Regions from separate parts of the Homo sapiens genome. Here all the other regions are linked to region 2. Evidence: chromatin loops called from intact Hi-C (ENCODE). Cell type or tissue: right lobe of liver. All regions are shown on one strand. Region 1 overlaps RNF32-DT (RNF32 divergent transcript). Region 2 has its middle 15 kb from the start of SHH. Region 3 holds the start of LOC124901792 (a long non-coding RNA gene).

Region 1 (5,000 bases), 680 kb before region 2:
CCAAAGTTAAAAATGAGGTGGACTTATAGGTAGTTGAAGACTGCAAAGCCTCTCAATATAATTTTCTGAAGCCCTTTTTGTAATACCCATGCTAAACCTTCCTGTTGTCCGTGCTTTTCCCCATGCAGGGACGTGCTGTGGGCAGGGGTTGGAGATAGAAATGGATTGACTTTGGCTCCATGACTCGCTCACTGGGGAAGTTGTAAGCTGGTTGCTTGGAGGAGACAGAGGGCTTTGCAGAGAGAAAAACCTGGTGTGGATTTTTGGTGCTCTCAAAGCCATGTTGGATTCAAACTCATTAACCACTCTTCCCACCTCCTCTAGTGGAATCTGGCACCATGAGAGATGGACACAGAGTGGTTTCTTTTGGAGGAGAAGGAAGGTGGGATTTGGGATTCTCCTCTGCCTGAGTAGGGCATTGATGGGACCCTGAGGACACAAAGCATGGGTGTCTCCCATGTGGACCCTATAAGTTGGGGGGATGGCAGTGTGCCCACTTGCTGTCTTCAGGTCCTAGGCCACGTGCCCTTCCCTTCCTGTTCTTCCTTCTTCCCTTCTCACGGCCTCTCCTGGTCTCCATCTCTTCTTGTTGTTTTCTTTCCTTCTCTCTCATCTGCTTGTGCATTTGTGCATTCATTCCATCAGCGTTTACTGAGCACCTTGTACCAGGCAAGCATGCGAACTCTGCCCTCAAGAGCCTGCAGCCCAGGGCTCAGGACACATCAATGAGGTTGATCAGGCATGAAATAAGATCAAAATGGAGGAAGGAGCTGCTTGAGCATGGGGGGGTGGGGTGGAGGCAGGGCTGGCCCTGTTTAGGGACTTGAGGACACTCCTGGGAGGAGCTGGCTTTGGGCTGAGTCATCCAGATGAGTAGGAGTCTGCCAAGTGGACAGGCATTCCAGAAAGGCACATTGCACGTGGGAAGCAAGGGAAATGGGCCAGGCCACGTCCTGAAAGAATTAGGTTTGTTATTCCTGGGGCAGTAAGCAGCTCTGAGGTTGTCAAGCGACGGAGCTCAGTGTGGCAGGAGCATGGGGAGTGGTGGGGATGAGCCTGTGGGCCATCCATCCTGTAGACGTGGGACTGCAGTCTATGGTTGGTTTATAGCTCAAGGGAGATGCCAGACCTGTTGTACAGACTAACAGATAACTGCCAGTGACCAGCTGCCTTGGGGACATTGCTTCTGACGTTCCTTGTATGGGTTTCTTGTAACCCTCATAGCAACCCTGCACAGAGTGCATGATTGGCTCCATTATAGGAACGAGAAAGCCAAGGGTCAGAGAGGTGGAGTCAGTCATCTGAGGTTAGCACCTGGCCAGTGGGTGACGTGAGGCTGAGAAGCCTGACATGCTTCCTCCTTCATGCCAGCACCCCCCTCCGTGTGTGGTGAGCCGCAGGGATTGAGTGTGGACAGTGGTAGTAGTGTGTGGTGTGTGGCTGCATGGCTGTGGCTGGAGGATGTGGTGGACTTGAAGTGTTCATTAGCATTGGCTGCTCTCAGCCTTCTCAGTTAAACATGCACAAGCCTGCTGTCTGTCACTGATTGCCGTCTCCTCGAGCCTGTGCTGAGGTGTAGGTTCACATGGCCATGCAGACGTGGGTTGCAGAGCAGGCAGAGCTGGGTGGGATTCCAGCTCCATCATGTTCCCGCTCAATGGCTTTACCTTTTTTGCTCAGTTTCCTCATCTTTAAAGTGAAGGGAATAATAGCGTCTACCTTAAAGAGTTTTTAGATAAATCACTTAAAACATAGCAATTATGTAACAACTGCCAACAAGTACTAGTTATCATCATTGGACACTGTAAAATGTTTAGTGTCCAAACCTATAAAATAGCTCCTAAATTGAATGATCTCATGGTCTAGCTGGGAAAATAATGTGTAATTCAAAAATAAAAATAAAAATGTCAATTCTGTACAGAAATTCCCAAATGAATGTGTAGAATCTACTATCCGCACCAAGGAACGTGGAGAGATCACAACTTGGAGCCCCTGCAGAAAGTGTTTAGGGAAACAATGGGACTTGAACGGGAGCCTGGAGGCTTTAGGTAATGAGAGAGGAAGGGAGAGAATATTCTAGAAAGGAAGAATACCAGGTGAGAAGGTTTATGATGTATTTGGAAGCCACCTCCTGTGCCAGTCGGGCTGAAATACTGAGTTTGTGTGGAAGAATATGGGGTGAACCATGGAGAAAACTGATGAAATAAGATGGTGGGTCAGCATCATCCCAGAAGCCAACTACTGCTTGGAGAAGAGTTAACTCAGTGGCTGTCTGTACGATGAACTGAAGTCAAGAAGAAATTAGAAGCAAGGATGAAACAAGCGAAGTAAACCCTTCTATGTTTAACCACAACTTTGTAAACGCAGTGACTCATCTCCATTCATGGGTGTCAGCTTGGTTCTGAGCATGCAGATGAATGTATCCAACCAGGGCTGAGGAAGCCGGGTTGACCCTGAGCTTTGGCCTTTTAGTTCCGTTCCTTTGCAGGCAGATACAACTAGGAAACGAGGCCCATATTTTGAGAAGTAAAAATATTCTACTCTGAGATCTTTGCAGTTTTATTTCCCTAATTATTTTGGATAATCAACATTTTCATTTTTTTTTTCCAATTTTCAAATCAACTTTAGATTTAGCCCCTTAAATATATCTTTTAGGAAGTAGCATCTTGTTGCCTTAGGAACAGTGTTTGAAAAAGTTCTCATTTGTGCTGTACACTTCAATGATAAAGAAAGTTCACTGGCATCCCCCTGTGGAAAATGCTTTTATCATTTAAAAAAACATATGCACATAGAAAGAGTTAGTAGAAGTCACTATGTTGTAAGAGCCCAGGGTTGGTATTAGCAGAACTTAATGTATTCTCTCTCAAAATAAGATCATTGTTGGAAAAACTATAAATAATTTTCAAGTTTATTTTCAGATTGAGTTTGTTGTTAGTAGCACTTTAGGATTTACTGTGATGAAAGACAACGGTTGTGTTTTTAAAAAGTGTTCCCCACTTGGACTAACAAAGGGACTCAGCACTGCAGCCTCGATGGAACGTTCTTTCTCTGTGCAGGCACCAGATGGCGCCAAGCCGCAGGTCCTTCACCTGGATTAGTTCATTATTTTAAAAAAGAATTTGGGAATTATGGCTGCTGGCATTCAGGGCTCACTAAAATTTGTGTAATGTTTCCAGCTGTGGATAGAAGCGTCAAACGCTATGTTTAATATGTTTTTCCGGAATTTATTCTCATCAGTGGCTGGAATTGGAAGGCCATCTTCCCTCTCAATTCTTGACTTTGGAGGGAAGTGAGGGAAGCAGCTTTCTGCTTAGGCTGTCCTGGGCAAAATCTGGATATCTGCACCACCTTCCTTACAGTTTTTCTGTTGTGCTTCCCTTTAACCTGTGTAAAAGTGATTTACTAGGAGTAACTTACACTAAAGTGTCAGTGACTTATTTCACTAGAGGAATAGTCACAAAAAATAATGTCAGATGCAAAGGGTTAGGTTGCTAGAGGATTTTTAACTCTCAGTGACAAGGCAGTTCAGAAACTATGTTTAAGATTTACATTTACTTTTTTACCTCTAACCTTACTAATACTGTTTTTATGTGAACAGATAATAAAAACATATGACATTTTGTATGATGAATTTTTCTTACCAAGGCAAATTTGGTTTTGGATGTTTTCACAAGAGTAGTAAAATTAAGATTAGCCACGCTGAGCTCACAATGAACAAAAAAAAATAGTTTTTGGAGGTTTGATTTGAACTCTGAGAGGAACAGCGTAAGAAATAGAACAGGAAAAGACCTCCGAATATCCAGGAATGTTGTAATTGACATATTTGAATCTGAAAACACTGTTTATCCTTGCGGCTAATGCAGGGTAATATACACTGCCAATGCTTAAAACAAACGGGGTAAATGCCACTGCTGAAATTACAGCTTCTGCTTACATTCTTTCAGCTTATCCTTTATTTTTATAAAAATATTCCTCTTGCTGAACATATATTTTGAGATTAAGCAGTGTCTTTTCTTTCTCAGGGAAGAATATTTCTCAGCCCTCCGTTCTCAAGACAGATGAGTGCTTTAGAAAGAGGACTCTGCAGCGGTGAGGAGGATGGAATGACAGGCAAAGCACGCAGGACCAGGAGATGGCTTCGTTCCCTCAATCACTCATCCAAAGACGTTTAATGAGCACCTATTGTGTGTCAGGCATTGTACCGGGCAATGGGGATATCGTAGTCAGTAATAAGTGAGGAGAGATGAGTTCATTTGTGAGAGGCTCTGACCAGTGGAATCAGAGGAAGGGAGTTCCCCTGGGTGGGCCAGGTTCAAAGACATTTTGGAAGTAGAATCTGCAGAACATGATGATCTTTTGGAAACAGGGCAGGGACGTGAATGAGCACGTAATGTCCCCATGGGTTTGTCTTTCCGAAGGTTTAAAATCCTCAAGAATAAGGAACATAGGCATGTGTCGTAACGGTCTCCACAGTGGGGGAGTATTATGTTAGTGCACCTGCATGTTAACTCTGCTCATGAAGGGGCCACGTCTTCACCACCACAAAGCCTCAAGCATGCATATCTGGTCCCTCCAACCCCCTCCCTATTGAGGTGCAATAAAGGCCCATGTTTCTCCTAGTATGGGAACAGAACTAAGTCCTTTGTTCTATTATTTGACATGTATTGACTCAAGCATTCGATGAGTATTGATGAAGTGTGTTCTAAGCTTGTACCGGGCTAGGTCTTCTACTGCAATCCCCACGCTTATAAACCTTGCCAACCTGAGCCACCTGCAAGCTTTCTGACCTTGGGCGTCCTCATCTCTTCACCTCCACTGGTAAAGATGAGCTAACTGGTAAAGATGAGCTATGGAAAGAACGTGGAGTAGTCCTCGGCACATAGTAGGAATTTAGTGAATATCAGTTCTCTTCATTCACAAGCACTTAATAGGCCAGGTACTGGAACAAAAGACAAATCAGATGGAAAGAGGCTCATACTGCATCCCGGCCTGGCAGAATG
Region 2 (5,000 bases):
GGCAAATTTTGGCCTCTGGGACAAATCTGGTCCGAGGGCTGTTTTCACACAGTCCCTGAGCTGAGACTGTGTTTACATTCTTAAAATGTTTAAAAACAAAAAATCTAAAGAAGACTGCTATTCTCTGACATGTGACAATTCTGTGAAACTCAAATTTCAGTGTCCATACATAAAGTTTTATTGAAACACACCCACACTCACTCACGTGTTGTCTGGAGTAGCCTCTCCACTAGCCCAGAGGAAAGCCACAGAAACCACCTGGCCCGCACAGCCTGGTATTTACTCTCTGGCTCTCTGCCCAAGTCTGCCAACCCTCTTTCTAGGATTTTGGATTGAAATCAAGCTTGGCGGTAGGGGCTGGGGGCTGAGGGCAGGAGCTGGAACACAGTGCCCTGTCTACCATCGCAGCATATTTCTCAATTAGAATTCAATTAGAATTGCCCACTCACTCCTGCTTCTCCCTGAGAGCCGTAGGGGCCTCGGGAGGTTAACAAGTCCAGGAAGACCCCGGAGGCAGCCACGTCTGCCTGGTAGAGCAACAGCACCCTTCGATGCTGATCAGGTGTGAGCTAAACTGCCAGGCACACCCTGTGCAGGAGAGGCGGGGTCCAGACACAGCCCGTGGAGTCCCCAGAGCAGTTAGCAGAAGCCGCACCGTGTTACTCTCTCATCTGTGCAGATCACCCCATAGTTAGAAAACAGGAAGTCTGGATTTGGAGATGACTTTCTTTTCTTTTTTTGGCTGAGCTTAATTTTCTCAAATTAAGACCAAAACATTTGTAATTCACACTTCACTCTATAAACAAGCGCTGGGTCCTCATGCAGGGAGGCATGAGAGTGGGTATGGAGGGTGCATTTTAACGGCTACCTTTGGTTTTCAAGATGAGGGCAGCTGTGTTTTCAGATGGGGCAAAGAGGTTGAAACAAGAGGGTTGAAACATCAGAAAACTGAAGATATAGTAGAAGAGAGAGTATGCCAGGAATCAAAGGAAAAAACTCTCCCCCACACAGAATTGATTCCTGGATGGAATCCCCCATCCCAGGTCAGGGCCCAAGCCTTTGCTTCCAGGGGAAGTGGAAGGAAAGTTCCTTCCTCCAGATCTGAGGTTAGCGTAAGGATTTGCCTCAGAACCCTGCAACCTAAAGCCAGCAAAACAAACCCACTGCCTCTGCGAGGAGCGTCAAGGCCCCCACCCCCTGAGCGTCTGTTCACTCCATGGCTTAGGTCTCAGAATCCCAGCTGAAGGCCTCTGGCCAGAACTCTGCGGCTCTCATGGCCCAGGCGGCCCACCTAGCAGGCAGGCCCCACTGGGCAGGAGCCTCCGCAGAGGAATGGGGCTGTGGAGAGGACAATGTGGTCCCTGCCATTTCAGAAAGAGGATGAGAGCCTCCGCGCAGCCCAGGAAGCCAAGGCACGGTTGAGCCTGCCCGTGTTTACTCCACGGCGCGCCATTCTAATGGCAGCTGTTCTTCTTACTGCTCTGTGAGTGGCAGGGGACGGCGCAATCTTCCCTCCTGTGCCTGGGGCCTCGGAGAGTGGAGTGAGCCTCGGCCCAGTGTCCAGGTTCCTACCTTCCAAAGATTCCGGCTGGGGCACTATCCTGGGCCTGGTTCCCCCAGGGCCAAGCTGCAGAGCGCCGGGCACCACCCGCGAGAGAAGCAGCCACCCACCCCTGGGTGTGCCCAGGAGCCCATCCACAGTTTGGATCTGCACCGAACACCAGCAGACTGCAGCAGGAGGCTCCTTCTGCAGTTCCAACTCGGCTTCCGAGGGATGCAGGCCGGTGCTCTCCTCCTCTCCAGCCCTGGTCAAGCCAGGGCTCCGGTGGTCTTTCAGCCTCCACAGCCTCTGCATGTAAAAGGCACTGGCAGCACAGGGTGGACGTTTGGGGAGTTTACCTACCCACGTCCGGGCTCTCTCCTCTCCCTGCACCTCCATGCTCTCCCCAGAATTGCAGGGTGCTGGGTGCAGGTGGCACCTGCCATTGGACCAGCTCCTGGCTGCTTCTCCAGAAGTGTCCCGGGGCTGGAGGGAGCCGGGGTCCCGGGGCTGGAAGGAGCCGACACTTGGGGCCCGGGGATGGAGGGAGCCGTGGACTTGGGGCCTGGGGCTGAGGGAGCCGTGGACTTGGGGCCCGGGGCTGGAGGGAGCTGGGGTCCCAGGGCTGGAGGGAGCCGTGGACTTGGGGCCTGGGGCCGGGGGGAGCCGGGTCGGGGGCTGGGGGGAGCCGGGGTCCCGGGGCTGGAGGGAGCCTTGGAGTTGGGGCCCGGGGCTGGAGAGAGCGGTGGCTGGAGGGAGCCGTCCCCGCGCTGCCCTGGTGGAGTCCGCGCGCCCTCTGGTGGTCGCCTCGGGGAAACGCCGCGGGGCCGTAGCCGGCGGTCCGACAGCCCAGGTGAGCCCTTAAGGATTCAAGCGTCAGAGTCCCTTCAAACCGAGGGCGGGTGACTACAGGCCACCTCCACCCACGGGAGCGTCAAGGAGGGGCGGCGAGGTGAGCACCAGGGGGTCACGCGCCTTCCTCTCCAGAGGGGTCAGTTCAGCCTCGGGGGGCTGGGGCCGGCCCGGAGAGGCCGCCCTGAGTCCGGGACCCGCAGGAGGCCTCAGCCAAAAACAGAGGCAGGGGCGTGGGAGAGTGAGGGGATGGTGCCGGCCGTCAGCACAAGAGAGGAAAGAAACTGAAAAATCTGGAAATCAGGAAAAGTATTGGCTGAGGGCAGAGGGCAAAGGCCACCTCTGACATCTGACCCTGAAAGCGACCGAGTCCCGAGCGTCCAGAGCTGTCCCGAGGGTTCCACGGGAAACCTCGTCCTGTCACCACGACTCCCTCTGTGCAGATGGAAGAGCGGGTCTCGGAGGGGGCGCAAGGTCTCGCGGGGAGCAGGGAGCGGCACAGACTTGGCCGGGGCCACCCACCCACTGCAGCAGCCCCTTCCCTCCAGCCCATCTTCTCTAGCTCCAGAAGCAGGTCTCAGGCTGAATAAACAGGTGTGCTAGGCGGTGAAGGCCAGGGAGCGCGGAGGAGGGGATGGGACAGCCAGGCCGAGGGGCGCCGAGCCCTGGACAGAGGTGCATGGATAGAAACAGTGTTCGCTCTGAAACAGGGACTGGTGGTGTCCTCTCGTAGTCAAATCCTGGGTGGAAAGCGTTCTAGGACATATGAGAACCCAGGTGAAGAGATGGAGCGTTTCTGCTGACCCTAAGGAACACTCTTCTGGAATCCAGGTTGGTGAAACACAAAGGCTGCCCCATCACTAGCAAGTGCTTAGAGCCCGGGTCCCAGCCCAGGCAGGCGGCAACGCAAGGCCAGCATCAGGAGGACCCAGGGGCCGGGCCAAGGCTGGCCGTCCTGGGATAGGAGACCCTCCCCAGCGCCACAGAAGGCCCCATTCTCTGGGTGGTGACCAGCTGCCCCAGGGATGCCCTGCCTTGAGGTTGGATCTGAAAAACCACCTCTTTCAGCTTTTTCTCCTTTGTCACAAAAAAAGTTTCAGAAATAAAAACCTACTGGAAGATTCCTTATAACATGTACAGAAACCGTGTCAGGCTGAGTGTGCAGTAACCGTGTGGGATGACGGGCCACACACACCCGGGAGTACACCCTCACCGCAGCACCTACACACGTGTGTCACACCAAAGCCAGAGTTTGCCAAGAATATTTACCCTACACCGCAGTATCGTCTCTTTATTCAAGCCGGCGACTAATTGATTTCAGGACCCACTAGTGGGTTGTGGGAGCAATTTTAGAGTCCCTGCTCTGTGTCCAGGGCCACATCAAGAATGAAAGAAGGGAGTACTGAGGGAGCCCCAGCCCTGGATGCCCCTCCCTGGGGAGCACCTGCCCTGAACACCCGGCCAGCCAGGCAGAGTGGGGCAGAGGCGCAGCCCACCCTTCCAGGGCAGGTGAGCCACAGGCACCCCTCCCAAGACCCCTCAGCGAATGTGCCAACCCTGCCAACCTCTCCTCTGGTCGCAGCTCCCTCTCTGTTCTAGACACTGGAAGTTTCCTTGCTCCACTGGGAGGGCTGTGAGCATACATGAGGGAAAGACCCCAGGAGAAGAGAAAAGAGAAGGAAAGAGAAGTGGCTGAGATGTACCCAGGACTTCCACGAGGTGGATTGGAGGAACGCTGCCCAGAGAACTGACCTCAGCCAAAAAAAAAAAAAAAAAAAAAAAAAAAACGAAAAAGGAAAAAAAAAGAGCTTTCAATCATCAGGCAATTATTACAACTGTGGAAAAAGATAAATGAATGTACAAAGCTCCCAGGCAAGGCATCAAAACGGTCCAAGGCAGAGACAGATCATATGCAGCCCGCAGAGATCTCAGCTGTTGCTAAGATGAAGCATTGGCTGGAATTAGGCAGCACACCAACACGTGGTGGGGTTTCAGTAACTTTATTTATTTATATTTATATTTTTATTTTTTTGTTTGAGATGGAGTCTCACTCTGTTGCCCAGGCTGGAGTGCAGTGGCACGATCTCAGCTCACTGCAACCTCTGTCTCCCAGGTTCAAACAATTCTCCTGCTTCAGCCTCCCAAATAACTGAGATTACAGGCACCTGCCACCATGCCCAGCTAATTTTTGTATTTTTAGTAGAGACGGGGTTTCGCCATGTTGGCCAGGCTGGTCCCGAACTCCTGACCTCAGATGATCCACCCACCTCGGCCTCCCAAAGTGTTGGGATTACAAGTGTGAGCCACCGTGCCCAGCCGGATTTCAGTAACTTAAAAAAATACAGGCAGATTTGTTCTATTTGCTATATTTTCCTAGTTCAATGTAAGGAACACACTTCCAGAGCACAAGACGATGAACTAATTTTAAAATGCACAGACGTAGGATCCCATCCAAGGCATCATAGGCCACTGTGGGTCTCTGGTCCTGCCCCCACCCCCCTCCTGAGCCCCTCTCTCTCCCACCGCCCGTCACATCCCCAGGCTGAGGTGCCCAGGCAGCCTTGGTGAACACCAACCAGGGCGAGGGCAAGGAGGCAGCTGTGAGATG
Region 3 (5,000 bases), 670 kb before region 2:
GTCCTTTTAAAAATAATTTGAGGGAAATGTTTTTAGGAGAGGATTGGAACAAACGCTTCTTGGGTTTCTTCTAGTTTACTGCACAGAAACCATTTACTACTAGCAGCTTAATGAATCCCGATTGATCGCGAACCGTAATGTCAGGGTAACCGTCCTCATTTTCTCTGTTTTCAGATTTATTTTGGTTACTCAGATATTTACCTCTGCTCCTCAGAGGTAGTGAGCTGATAGTGTATTTTTCATCAATTTAGAACAATGCATGAGAAAGCAAAATTCTGGCTTCCCCGCACCCTCTCACTTCACTGATTAACATCCAGATACAATTCACTTCTGAGCAAAAAGGTTCCGCTCCTCTGTCATTTTTTGCAGCATGCTGTGCTCCCTGAAGCTGCAGGTATGTCCCCTGTTGTTTACGGGATAGCCTCATCTATGTTTATGCTGTTTAATTGTGTGAGTTCCCTGTAATCTGTAAGAAGAGAGCCGCCTGTCCCGGGCCATGAAACGCCTGAGACAGCCGATCGTTATGCTCCGGTTCAGACTGTTAACGCTGTAAAAACAACAATCTCGGTTTGAAGGGAGATCAGCAGAGCTTATTCTGATTAAAAGGAAGCAAAGTATTTTAAGTGGCTGGTGGGTGAGGGGAAGTCAGGTACAGCCGCGGTATCTGATAGGTGGGGTCTTAGCCAGTGTTGACAGCTGAGGTTTAGGAGAAAATGCTCGGAGTAAAGAATGCCATTCTCTTCCCAAACATCCAGCTATTTGTTTGAATATTATCGGCATTTTCAAGAGGGGTTTTCAGACATGTGCAGAGCTTCAAGTATGTAGTCCTTCAGTTCAGCTTTTTGAAGCCTTGGGAAATCCAGTGTAGCAACAACCACCGTTGGACATTTTATTACAAAAATGACCTGCAAGTAAAATGTAGAGTGAAGGTGTTTTTCCCACTAACTTTTACAACTATGTTTTAAAGCTAAATTTGTTAAAGACTCTTTAATACACACACATATAAACACATATGTGTTCACTAATGTGCTTGTAACCTAGAAATTGTGACCTTGTAATTTATCGTAAACAGGGTAAATAGGTGCCGTGTTGTTATAAAAGCCATTTTATGCTTAGCTAATTATATTTTCCTCTGCTTGATACACACATCATATGGATTTCTTTTAACAACATTACCTTCACATAAAGGGAAACAATCAGCATACACAGATTTCGAGTTTTAGAAAAAGCTAATATTTCAGAGAAAATACTCCTCTCCTTTTATAATCAAGCCGGATGTAGGTTTCATTCACTCACTCACTCACTCACTCACTCACTCACTCACTCACTCACTCAGCAGGTACAAGAGGTGGGCACAGAGCACCTGCTCTGTGCCAGGCACTGTTCGGGTGTTTGGGAAATGTTAAACATACAGAGATCAAATCTGAGCTTTAATAGAAATCACATTCTCATTTGAGGAGACAGACAGTAAATAAGCGAATAAGTTCCATGCCCATTAAGTCAGCTGGCCATGAGTGCTGTGGAGAGAGACCGAGGCAGGGCGTACTGGGTGGGGTGGGGGCCAAGGGTGGCCTGGGCCTCTCTGGGCAGAGGGTGCAGGAGCATGGGCATCCCCTGGCTCTTGGGAGATGTGTCTGCCGGGTGGCTGCAGGTGCTGTGGGGAGAGGCCCACATGTCGGGGACAGAGAGAGCAGAACGTGCCCTTGGCCCAGGCCAGTGGGCAGTGTCGTGAGCACAGAAGCGTGGTGAGCAGGAGCCCTGAGGGTCATGCCCAGCAGAGACGGGGCTGATCTGAGCTTGAAAATCACGCTCTGGCTTCTCTCTTTTTTTATTGTGGTAAAATATGCATGACATAAAATTTACCATTGTAACTGTGCAACAGCATTAAGTACATTCACACTGCTGTGCAACCATCACCACCATCATCTCCACAACTTGCTCATCTTCCCAAACTGAAACTCTGTCCCCATCAAATTACTCACTCCCAATCCTCCTGCCAGCCCCTGGCACCTACCTTTCCACTTTCTGTGTCTCTGAATTTGAGGACTCCAGGGACCGCATACGAGCGGATCAGACAGTGTGTGTCATTTGGTGACTGACTTCCTTCACTGAGTGTTGTGTCCTCAGGGTTCATACCCACTGTGGTGTGTGCCAGGATTTCCTACCTCTCTAAGGCTGAGGAATATTCCCCTGTCTAGATGGACCATGTCTGGTTTATCCCTTCATTTGTTGATGGACACTTAGGTGGCGTCCACCTTTTGTCTGTTGACAATAACGTTGTCACAGACATGTGTTTGAGTCCCGGTTTTCCCTTCCTTGGATGCACACCCAGAAGTGGAAGTGCTGGGTCCTGTGGTGACTCCGTGGGATATTTTGAAGGATTGTCACACCCTTTTCCACAGTGTTGCACCGTTTTACATTCCTGCCGGCCGTGCATAAGGGCCTGGGTATCTCCACATCCTCACCGATGCTTATTTTCTGCTTTTTTGATAAACTGGCTTCTCTTTGGGACAAGACTGTAGGGTCAAGGGCCAGGGCAGGAGGAGCTGTCCAGGTGGGAGCAGAGGTGCTGAGTGGCGGTTGTGTCCTGGGATGGTGGGAGGTGGGGCACAGGCGTTGCTGCTTGGTTAAACGTTGGGTTGAGAGAAAAGGAAACACCGGGGAGGGGTCCAGTGTCTTTGGCCTGAGCAACAGACAGGAAGGCATTTCCTCTGCTCTGAGGGATGTGGAAGGAGCAGCTGGGGACAGGAGGGCCAGAGGGCTAGAGTTGGATGCGTTATGTCTGAGATGCTCTTTGGCTGTGGATGTGGTGGGGATGGGTTAGGGCTGAGTGGCAGGTGGACGGGTGAGACTGGGCTCCGAGGGAAGTTTCTGCTGCAGATACAAATGCAGTCTACTGTGAACCGCCTGCATCTGGCTATGAGACGAGGAAAGGGGTCTGCTGTGACCTGTGTATCTCTGGTCACATAATGACCCAGCTAACAGAATGAAACACAGAAAGCACCTGATGGGATGCAGCGAGGGAACGTGAGAACAGCCACTCAGCAGCAGCGTTAGAAAAGGCTCCTCCTTGGAAGGGCTGTGGCATTTGTCTTCTCATCCTCCCCTGTCCTCTGTACCTCTCGGTCTTTCCTCTGTCCTTTAAGCCAGCTCCCTCCTTTTCCCCTAATCTCCCCTCTTCCCCCAGGTGACACCTGAATCCCGAGGGCCAAGAAATTCCTTTTGTAGGTCTCACAGAAACCTTTTATTCTCAGGTCACAGTGATTTCCATTTCATATCCCAAGCTGCAGCTAGGAGCCACCGAGTCTTAATTATGGAAACTCTTATGCAAACCTGACGAATGTTCGTGTCTTCTCGTCAGGCCTATGTTCATGGTCTGATGGCTCTCTGGGCGTCAGCCATGTGGGAACGAGAGGAACAGGTCCCACATGGAATCTGCCCGTGTGATTTCCTGGCTGGAGCTCTCCCTGGAGCTGGAGAAGCCTCCAGCCCCCCATGCGTCCCCCCAGCGTCTCGTTTTTGGGCCTCACTTCAGCTGTCTCCCTGCATGAGATGATGTCATGATAACCAATTCTTCCCACCTCTTCCCCCTGCTCCCACCACCACTGAGGTTCTTCCCAGGTTTCCAGGGTACTCCAAGACCTGCCCCCTTTGTAAGATCCTTTCTCACCATCACAGCCTGTATTCTTTCCCACTTCTCTGAAATCTCAAAGCTCTTTTGTTGTTGCTGGTTTCAAGCCATCTGATCATGTAATCATGTTGTTTTGTGGGAAGGTCTTGCTCTTCTACTCTGACAGGCAGAGCTTCTGAGGATAGAGGTCATGTCTGTGATTCGTTTGGTCTCCTGCTGGTTTTCTGGCCCCGTGGTGGGCAGATCAGAACAGGCTCCACCAGTATTGTTGAAGGAGAGACAGAGCCTACCCTTCATACACCTTGCACATGAGGGTGTCTCACAGTTTCTTCCACATAAATAGATGGCTTCTTATAGGGCATTACAGGGTAAACAATAACAGAAGCAAGATTACCCTGAAAGATGGCCCATTGTTTTTGGTGACGGTGGTCATCTTCCTGCCAGTAGTTCAATCTAATGTCGGTACAAGTGTCTGGATGTGGAAACAAAGAGCTCCTTGTGGGAGGCTTTAACCTGGCCCCATGCTCCCATGGAGATCTGGCGATGAACTAGAGCTAAGATGGGTCTGTGCACTTTGGAAGACAGCAGAACTGGCTCCATCTTACTCTTGAATCTTCACCAGGATCAAATGTTTGGGGACATGGGACGTTGGTGTGTTGGAGGAATGTGTGTCTTTGGTTGGCCCAAGCACTGAGGAACTGTGTCTCAGAAGCCCAGTGCGTGCTCCAGATGTTTCAGTGAGACCGCATAGTATGAGGGCAAGGAGAAGCGCCTCTCAACACAGCACCGGGTGTGCGCCTCCATCTCAGGCCACGCAGAGCCACTGCAATGCAGCACCCGGATCTCCCTTCAGGAAAAAGGATGAATTCCTCCAGCTCCCGGGAATGCTGCCAGCAGACAGCACTCACCGTCGGCATTCCCTGGGAACCGCTTCAGGTGAGTGGACAGACCTGCCCAAGTGCACGTCTCCTCAGAGAAACCCACATTCAGTGACAGAGAGAAGCAGGTGTGCAAAGGCCTGGTCTCTCGCCCTGTGAGGGAGAATGCCGACGGCCGTGGGGTAGGTGGAGGGCTCCCTGAAACTGTAGTCCTGCTCTCCTCCTCCCTGCAGGCTGAGATTCTGGAGGCTGTCCTGGCATACGCCTTGTGTGCCAGCCTCCTGTGCAGGGTTTGCCTCTTGTGGAACCCACGAGGACAGCCCCAGGGCGTCTTGGCTGTTCACTCCCCAACAGCACCTTGCATTAGCCTTCGTGAGTTCCATCAACACCACCTTGGCCTTCAAGCCTGCTCTCCCCCCAGAGTAAGCATGGTGTACTCAGATGGAGTTCATCTGTAAATCACCCTGGATGCTGCAATTCATCTGAATTAA

The links. A loop is a pair of places that touch in the nucleus more often than their neighbours do. Peaks named below come from ENCODE experiments on the same cell type or tissue, not always from the same donor. Only the 100,000 strongest peaks of a DNase experiment are listed, where the experiment ranks them.
Region 1: it touches region 2 in a loop (4-fold over the local background); 66 of 110 quality-filtered maps call a loop at or near these places.
Region 3: it touches region 2 in a loop (3-fold over the local background); 66 of 110 quality-filtered maps call a loop at or near these places.

Annotation. Positions count from the first base shown.
Region 1 is chr7:156,471,734-156,476,733 of GRCh38, reverse strand. RNF32-DT (RNF32 divergent transcript) reads left to right here. Exons shown (of 4, transcript NR_026865.2): 4 at 4,023-4,635. Among named protein-coding and RNA genes, the nearest start is that of LINC00244, 66 kb to the left of the region's middle. In right lobe of liver, a CTCF peak has its summit at 3,059 (motif pointing right); DNase peaks (open chromatin) are centred at 893, 2,423 and 3,053.
Region 2 is chr7:155,794,473-155,799,472 of GRCh38, reverse strand. No RefSeq gene overlaps it. Among named protein-coding and RNA genes, the nearest start is that of SHH, 15 kb to the left of the region's middle. RefSeq lists an enhancer at 473-552. In right lobe of liver, a CTCF peak has its summit at 2,354 (motif pointing left); a DNase peak (open chromatin) is centred at 2,352; H3K4me3 peaks cover 878 bases; H3K27ac peaks cover 296 bases.
Region 3 is chr7:156,462,017-156,467,016 of GRCh38, reverse strand. It overlaps LOC124901792 (a long non-coding RNA gene), which reads left to right and starts at 1,916. Exons shown (of 2, transcript XR_007060618.1): 1 at 1,916-4,567. In right lobe of liver, no CTCF peak of the experiment used is centred here; no DNase peak of the experiment used is centred here.